2 separate regions of the Homo sapiens genome follow, and region 1 is linked to region 2. The links are chromatin contacts, found by Hi-C or POLR2A ChIA-PET in ENCODE. All regions are on one chromosome and are shown on one strand. Each heading gives the region's core, a stretch centred on a gene start or an enhancer-like site at or near the end of the contact. The rest is flanking DNA. Distances are from core to core; before and after follow the strand shown. Region 1 has its middle 48 kb from the start of C15orf39. Region 2 overlaps LOC124903529 (a long non-coding RNA gene).

Region 1 (4,127 bases), core at 490-2,989, 41 kb before region 2:
GCCTGGGCATGGAGATGTGGGAGACCCCTCTCAGATCCCTGCTCCTGACACACACAGGCAGGGTCCCTTACTGCCTTATCTTTCCTGGTGCTCACACCTGTCCCCTTCCACAGCTAATTTCCATCAGAGACCTGGGACCTAAGTCCCCTGTTTCAGCCTGGCATCTCCCAGAGCCATTCAGATCTCTCTTGGAGGTGCCCGGTGATCCCCAGGGCAGAGCTCGGTGGAGTCAAGGTCAGCTCAGAGTCCTGGGTTTCACATCTGTCTTTGGTCCCAATCAAAGGCCTGGTTTGCTTGGTTTCCCCTGCGGGCAGACCATTCTGTTCCTTCCACATGGTTTTCAGTTCCTTGAGGGTGGAGGTCCCCCATCCTTATACCGATCTCGCAGTCCCAGCCGCCCCAGGCTTCAGCACTTCTGGCTTCCTCTCCCAAAAGGGCTAAGGGCAGGAGATGGGGAGGACAGGCACCTGGCTGCCCAGGCCAGCCCAAGGACTCCGGACTACCAGCTTTTAGGGCATATTTTATAAGATTTCAGACTCTCGAGGCCAGAACACCCAGCAGGGTCAGGGCTGGCTGGGGGCATGGTGGGTAAAGCAAGGAGGCACCTAAGGGCCCACAATTTAAGGGGGCACTGGCCCTCAGGGCCATTCAGGTGCACCTGGGAGGGCAAGCCTCCTTAAAATTTTGCCCTAGGCACCTTGCTTGCCTCACTCTAGTCCCAGCCTGACCTCAGGAGAAGGATTGAGGAACCTAGTCCTCCCGCAGGCAGGAGGGGTAGAGCACCTTGGAACCAAACTCAGGAGTTTCTGGCTGGCTCCAAACAGAAGAGCCACAGGTAAGTGCAGGCAAATGCTACGCCAAGTCAGCCTCTTTGAGGTTTGCATGGGGATGACGGTGGGGGTGGAGAGGCCAAGGACAGAGCACCCCAGCCAGACTGCTGGGCATGGGAGGGGGCATGGGTGGGTACTGTACCCACTGCACAGAGAAGACTGGGTTCTGCCGGGGAGGGGAGGGGTGGAGACGGTGTTTGGGAAGGGGTGGGACGGGGCAGAGCCGGCAAAGGATCCGGAACCTTCACAGCAACCTCATTCTGTTTATTGCTCCAGCCACTCTCAGTGGCCCATCCCACCCTTCTTCCAGGCCAACCCGGGTCCCCTCTTCCAAAGCCCACAGGAGCTCTCTTCTGAAAGGATCTCCAGCCTTGGGTTTACCTCATCAGAGGCTTGGCCTGTGGGACACTGCGGGAGAGGATTGGGAGAAGAAAGAGGGGTGAGCCCTGTTGTCCTCTTCCATGCCCTGACCCAGCAGCATGGCTGGGGGAGGCGCTCTGGCCCTAAGCTTCACTTCCACCACGAAGCCTTCTCTGACTTACTCTCTGCATCCTCGTCCCCAACCCACCTCAGTACTTAGTACATGCCCCAGAAGATAGACCTGACCCTCTGCGGCCTTGGATCACCAGAGTTGTTTTCCTGGGCACACTTAGGCATCCTGCCTCTCCCATCAGACTACGTTACCCAGTCAGACGTGATGCCCTGGAATGTGCCCCCCATCCATCAGTGTCCCTCTCAGACTGCCACTTGGAGAGCAGGCTGTGTCTTCCCCTCAGTGTACCCCCCTTAGACTGAGCCCCTCCCCCTTGCCTGTGGGCCCCATGGAAGGCTTTGTGGAGAAACCCCCTCCACCCAGTCTCTTTAACCACAGCCTCCCTCCCTACTTCTCAGGAAACCACAGGAGAAAGAACAGGATGGGATTTTAGAGAAGTGGCCAGGAGGCCCTGAAACTGCTAGTGAAGTGGCTGTGGCCAGGGGGCCCAGGGACCTGCCCAGCCTTGGGATGGGGGTGTGTGGGGGGAGGGGGCAGTACCACAGACCCCCGTATGGGCCACTGGGACATGTAAGAGTTCAAGTCCTCCTTCTCCAGGATATATTTCAGAGACAATGAGGCTGAATTCAGTACTTGCAGTACCGAAAAAAAAAAATCTAACTTTACTTACAAAAACCCCAGATCCAAAGCAACCCTAGAGCTGATATTATATAGGGTATGGAAAGCATGGCATTCAGCAATTCGCTGATTTTCAAAAGTTGGACTGTGTGCAGATTGGCTGACTTTCAGTCTTGGCAGTTAGGGATTGGCTGACTTTCAGAAGCAAATCACTGGAGTAAGACCCTTGCTGATTGGCTGGCTCTCAGAAGCATGGTCCCTGGAATGAAGCTGTTGCTGATTGGTTGGCTCTCAGGGGACTGAAGTAACGTGATCAATGACTGATTGGACCAGGTTGAAAATAAGTCTGTGTGACTTGTTCCTGGCTTCAGACTAGTTCTCAAAACAGTCCCCCACCCCCCGCCTTTTTACTTGCTTTTAAAAGACAGAGTCTGGCTCTGTCACCCAGGCTGGAGTGCAGTGGCACGATCATGGCTCACTGCAGCCTCAAACTCCTGGGCTCAAGCAGTCCTCCCAACTCGGCCTCCTGAGTATAGTAGCTGGGACTGCAGGCATGTGCCACCACACCCTGCTAATTTATGTATTTTTGGTAGAGACAGGGTCTTGCTATGTTGCCCAGGCTGGTCTTGAACTCCTGTCCTCAAGCAATCCTCCAACCTTGGCCACCTCCCAAAAGGCTGGGACTACAGACTTGAGCCACTGAGCCTGGCCGCTCCCTTCCCTGCCCTTTTGTGAATTTAGAGAATAGAAACATTTTGTTTTCACCTCCCCCACATTCCTGGCTTTCCCTTTTCTGACCAGCCAAGCACTGATCATCTGTACCCACACTCCAGAATTGTCCAGAAGTCAGTTTGCCCAGGCCTGGTCATTCCATCCTTCAAAAACTCTTTCATGGAGACTGCAGCTCTAGAAAGCAGACCTGTGCCCTTCCTTTCTGGTGCTTGGCACACCCTCCTCATCCCCTGTTTGAATGGATGAATGAGTGAGTGAATGAATGAATGAATGGCTGTAAGGAGGTTACATGGTAGATTTGGCAGAACTAGTATAAGCCATATCCTCCCTTCCTTTTCTGACCCCTGTAAAATCCAGCCTCAGCATTCCCCACTGAACCCCCCAACCTCTGCCCCCCCACACACATAAGAATGTGGACTGCCCACAGCTCACCAGTTCCTCTGGAACCAGTTTGAACCCCCTGTGACCCAGCAGGGCCCCCACTCCCCCTTGAGTGTTAAGATTTTTGGATTAGTTGGCTTGAACTGTTCTAGAAAACAACAGAGTACCTTTGAGAAAAACAAAATGCATTAATTTGGGCCCTAGGTCAGAAAAACAAATTTATATTTGGCTTTGATCTGGGTTGATTTTAGCCTTTGGCTATCGATCAGGAGAGTGAGAGGGTAGCAAGGGTTGTCTTTGCCCTAAAGTAAGAGACATGGGTTTAAACCCTGCTCTGGCCAGAATCATGTAGGGAACTGGACCAGGCCTTCCTATTTCTGTTCATTTCAGCACACATTTAATGAGTACTTACTGTGTGTTAAGTATGGTGTTGTACAGATAGACTGCCCCAGCCCTCAAGGAGCTCAGTCTAGAGGGTAGAGAGATAAGTGAGTAAAGGCTTACAGTTTAGAGGGATCAGGGCTGTTAGGGAGGGGAGTGAGCAGGGGGGCTGTGTGAGCCCAGGAGAGGCACCAGATTCAACTTAGATTGAGAGGTGACATCAGAAAGATATTATGGGCCAACTCTGGGCACACTGCCTATGAATTCACCCTGCTTTGCAAGGAATAGTATGGTTAATAAAATTCTTTAAAAAAGAAAAAGATGTTATGGAAGTATGTTACATTATTTGTATGGCCCAGTGTAAAACGAAAGTGCAAGGCTTCTTATTCAGATTTCAAGATGTCAGCAGCAGAGGATTAAACTAAGCACAGGGCCCTACTGAGCACAGGGCTCTGTGTGACCTCACAGCTCTCATCCCATGAAGCCAGCCCTGCTGGAAGGAGGAGATGCCTGACCTGAGTGTGAATGATGAGTGTGAGTGTGAGTGTGCCACGGGAAGCACGGTGAGCAAACAGCCTGATGCGTGTGAGGACCAGGCAGCCCTGTGAGATTCCAAGAACCTCCTTTCCTCAGATCTGGGTCTTAATATCTGCCCAGTGGCCAGTGTAGCCCAGGCTTTGGGAATCATGCGA
Region 2 (3,876 bases), core at 630-3,129:
CGAGTAACAGCCAGATTGGACGCTCCCACGGTGTTCCACAAACCCCCAGACAGCAGTAGCGGAACCACAGCCATCCTAGCTGGATTCGGAGCCCCAGATCTTCCAGAAATAAATTTTTTTTAAAGAAAGGCAAAACATATACTCTGAAAACTGAAACATTTGTTTAAAGAACTTAAAGATTGGCTGGGCCCCGTGGCTCATGCCTGTTATCCCAGCATTTGGGGAGGCGAAGGTGGGAGGATTGTTGAGCCCAGGAGTTCAAGAACAGCCTGGGCAACATGGTGAGGCCCAGCTCTACAAAAAACTAAAAAAATTAGACAAGGGTGGTGGCATACACCTGTAGTCCCACCTACTCGGGAGGCTGAAGTGGGAGGATTGCTTGATCCTGGGAAGTCAAGGCTGCAGTGGGCTGTGATTGTGCCACTGCAGTCCAGCCTGGGCGACAGAGTGAGACCCTGTCTCAAAAAAAAAAAAAAAAATGGGTAGCATAGTGGCTCATACCTGTAATCCCAGCTACTCGAGAGGCTGAGGCAGGAGAATTGCTTGAACCCGGGAGGTGGAGGTTGCAGTGAGCCGAGATCACACCACTGCACTCCAGCCTGGGTGACAGAGCAAGACTCCATCTCAGGGGAAGAATATTACAAAAATTATCTGGGTGTGGTGGTGCTAGTCCCAGCTCCCTGGGAGGCTGAGGCACAAAAGTCCCTTGAACCTGGGAGGTGGAGGTAAGCCGAGATCGTGCCACTGCACTCCAGCCTGGGCAAGAGAGCAAGACTCTTATCTCAAAAAAAAAAAAAAAAAGGAAAAAAGAGAGAGAGAGAGAATCTGAGCCAGATCAGTATTAGACCTCTCAACAGCAATATTAGAAACTAGAAGTTTATGAAACAATGCCTTAAAGTTGCTGAGGGAAAATCATTATATACCCAGCCAAAGTATCAACCCAGTGTGAGGGTAGAAAATAAGACATTTTCAGACAAAAAAAAAAATTGTCTTCCGTGAAAACTTCCTCAGGAAGGAACTGGAGGATGTGCTCCACCCTAAAAGGGCATAAACCAAGAAAGAAGAAATGGAACCCAGAAAAATCAGAGATCCATAGAGGAAAGAGAAGAAATGACGTTGCAGAATGTTGGCAAAGGGAAGCCTCTGGATGACGACTGTGCTGCTGATCTGGAAAGCTTCTGGCTCAGATGGAGGCAGGAGAACTGAGGGCTCCAGAAAGGGTGTCTCAAGGGAAAAAAAAATTAAGGAACTGGAACTGATAGTGAAAATCAGTATTGAGAATTATCTTACTGGGCTTTTGCAGAAGATCTAATCATGGGTCAAAGAAAATAAGCAAGTGAAAAAAATGAGACAATGATTAACTCTGTGGGGGAAAGGAGATTGAAAAAGATAGTATATTAGTTGTTTCAGCCATAAACACTTTTTAGTGATTGTGAATGTAACCAAGAGTTGTGGTGGTATGATATTGAAAGGAGAGGAGAAAGAGTGTAAGTGAACCTCCTCTGTCACAATAGGGAGCCCTAGAGACAGCATCTAAATTGGACCTCTTGGGAGATAACCAGAATTGAAATCAATGCTTTATTTAGGGAGTAAAAACCAGAAGAAACAACTGAATAAGTTGAAATGGCTGCTTTTGGCGAGCAGGCTGACGTGGGGTAAAGAGCGTGTTATTTTTGTTGTAATCCTTTAGCATTCTCTGACTGTAAATACTCTGTACACATTATTTTGGGGAATAAAAACTGACCAGAAGAACTGTGAGGAGAAGCCATGACAACAGTAAGGCTGTTTCCTTTTGAGATTTTCCTGTCTGAAGCAATTCTCCTTTGGAAATTGAGCAAACAACCCCTCCCCATTTTTTCTGCTGTCTCATGAAGTGCATTCTCACTCCTGTGAATAATCTTGGGAGGCAGGTATTGATAAGGGTTCTTGGTGCTTTGTGAAATAGTAACTTGCATGTTGGTGACTCAGAGCAAGACTCTATCTCAAAGGCAGAACAGAAGTCAAAATTCCCACTTTTAAAAATTTTATTATTATTATTTTTCAGAGACAAGGTCGCACTCTGTCACCCAGGATGGAGCCCAGTAGCCCAATTGTAGCTCATTGCAACCTTGAATTACTGGGCGCAAGCGATCCTCTTGCTTCAGCCGCCCAAGTAGCTGGGACTACAGGCGGGCCCCACCATGCCCAGCTACCTTTTAAATTTTTTATAGAGACAGGGTCTTACTGTGTTGCCCAGGCTGGTCTCAAATCTCCTAGGCTCAATCTGTCCTCCCGCCTTGGCCTCCCAAAGTGCTGGATTAACGTTGTAAGCCACTGCACCTAACTAATATTCCCCCCCTTTTTTTTTTTTTGAGACGGAGTCTTGATCTGTTGCCAGGCTGGAGTGCAGTGGCGTGATCTTGGCTCACTGCAACCTCTGCTTCCCGGGTTCAAGTGATTCTCCTGCCTCAGCCTCCCAAGTAGCTGGGACTACAGGTGCTTGCCACCACGCCTAGCTCATTTTTTGTCTTTTTTGAGACAGTCTCACTCTGTTGCCCAGGTTGGAGTACAGTGGTGCAGTCTTGGCTCACTGCAAGCTCTGCCTCCTGGGTTCACACCATTCTCCTGTCTCAGCCTCCCCAGCAGCTGGGACTACAGGCGCCCACCACCATGCCAGGCTAATTTTTTGTATTTTTAATAGAGATGGGGTTTCACCGTGTTAACCAGGATGGTCTTGATCTCCTGACCTCGTGATCCTCCCACCTCGGCCTCCCGAAGTGCTGGGATTACAGGCGTGAGCCACCTCGCCTGGGCTTTAATTTTTATATTTTTAGTAGAGACGGGGTTTCACCATGTTGGCCAGGATGGTCTCAATCTCTTGACTTCGTGATCTGCCTGCCTCGGCCTCCCAAAGTGCTGGGATTACAGGTGTGAGTCACTGTGCCCGGCCTAATATTCCCATTTTACGCACAAGACAACATAGACCTCAAAAAGGGAAGTAACTCTCCAAAATCACACAGCCAGTGAGTGGCAGAGCTGGAGTCCTGACTCTCTTTTCTGTTTTCACACAGCTGGCCTCAGGCCCAGGGACCTCTTGGCCTTCATGCTTCCACTTCTCCCCTCTCTCCCAGCTGACCCCACCTTGCCTTCAGACACTTTCCACAATGTCCCTGGCTCTGAGCCCCACCCGGAGGGGATCCTTAATGTGAGCTATAGGCTTGAGCCCATGATCTCGTCACAGACTGAGCTCTCATCCTGATCACTCACTAAGCCCTGATCCTACCACAGAATGAGTCTTGGTCCTGGTCCTAGATAAAGCACTGAACCTGGTCATAGACTGAGCCCTGATGCTGGTCACAGACTGAGCCCCAGCCCCTTGCCACCAGTTCCATTAATAATGTATACAATTAAACACAAGTCGGGCCTGGCACAGAAGTCATGGATGGCTGGGTACCATCCCTCTCCAGTGTTGCAGAAATCCTGTCTCAGGGACAGAGCTTGTGAGGCTATGGCCTGGCTAGATGCTCTGGCATCGTTTCCCTCCATCCTCCACCAGAATTTATGCCACAGCTTGTGCCCATTCATTTCTGTCCCCTCCCGCTGCCCTCCCTGTGTGGGTGGGGGTTTGGGCAGCCCATGGTAATAAGCATGGAGCAGGGGTTGTCTGTGATGTCATTCTTGCTCAGAACGAAGCATTCCAGCATGGACAGCACTTGTCCTGGCTCCCCTGCTATATAGAACTCACTGTTCCCCACCCTAGACCCTTACCCTCACCCCTTGCCAGGCCAGCATTCTGCAATATGATTTCCAGGAGCTTCCAGAATGCTGGCTTGTTACAGCTGCTGCCCTGCTCTTAGTGACCAGCATCTCCTTCGAGCAGTCCTCTGTGTCAGGTGG

Evidence for each region. Hi-C counts contacts between places; a loop is a spot of excess contacts on that map. ChIA-PET counts read pairs that join two places held with the same protein, here RNA polymerase II (POLR2A). Pooled maps may share reads with other maps.
Region 1: a map of mammary epithelial cell shows a loop between it and region 2 (3-fold over the local background). The contact joins two enhancer-like sites. A Hi-C loop is called at or near these places in 6 of 168 maps with a recorded cell type or tissue (CD14-positive monocyte, Caco-2, HepG2 and 3 more) and 4 of 50 pooled maps. POLR2A ChIA-PET finds 5 or more read pairs at or near these places in 15 of 52 experiments (AG04450, Caco-2, GM12878 and 11 more).

What each region holds. Positions count from the first base shown.
Region 1 is chr15:75,151,368-75,155,494 of GRCh38, reverse strand. No RefSeq gene overlaps it. Among named protein-coding and RNA genes, the nearest start is that of C15orf39, 48 kb to the left of the region's middle. Within about 2 kb of position 1,739, at least 3 of the 41 ENCODE cell types and tissues checked have a DNase peak (open chromatin) inside an H3K27ac peak, as active enhancers do; they include CD14-positive monocyte and GM12878, where a contact is called at or near this core.
Region 2 is chr15:75,110,459-75,114,334 of GRCh38, reverse strand. LOC124903529 (a long non-coding RNA gene) reads right to left here. Exons shown (of 2, transcript XR_007064720.1): 2 at 2,007-3,876. It also overlaps the pseudogene LOC100128721. Among named protein-coding and RNA genes, the nearest start is that of PPCDC, 89 kb to the right of the region's middle. RefSeq lists enhancers at 1,111-1,180, 1,201-1,250, 1,281-1,370, 3,296-3,365. Within about 2 kb of position 1,879, at least 4 of the 41 ENCODE cell types and tissues checked have a DNase peak (open chromatin) inside an H3K27ac peak, as active enhancers do; they include CD14-positive monocyte and GM12878, where a contact is called at or near this core.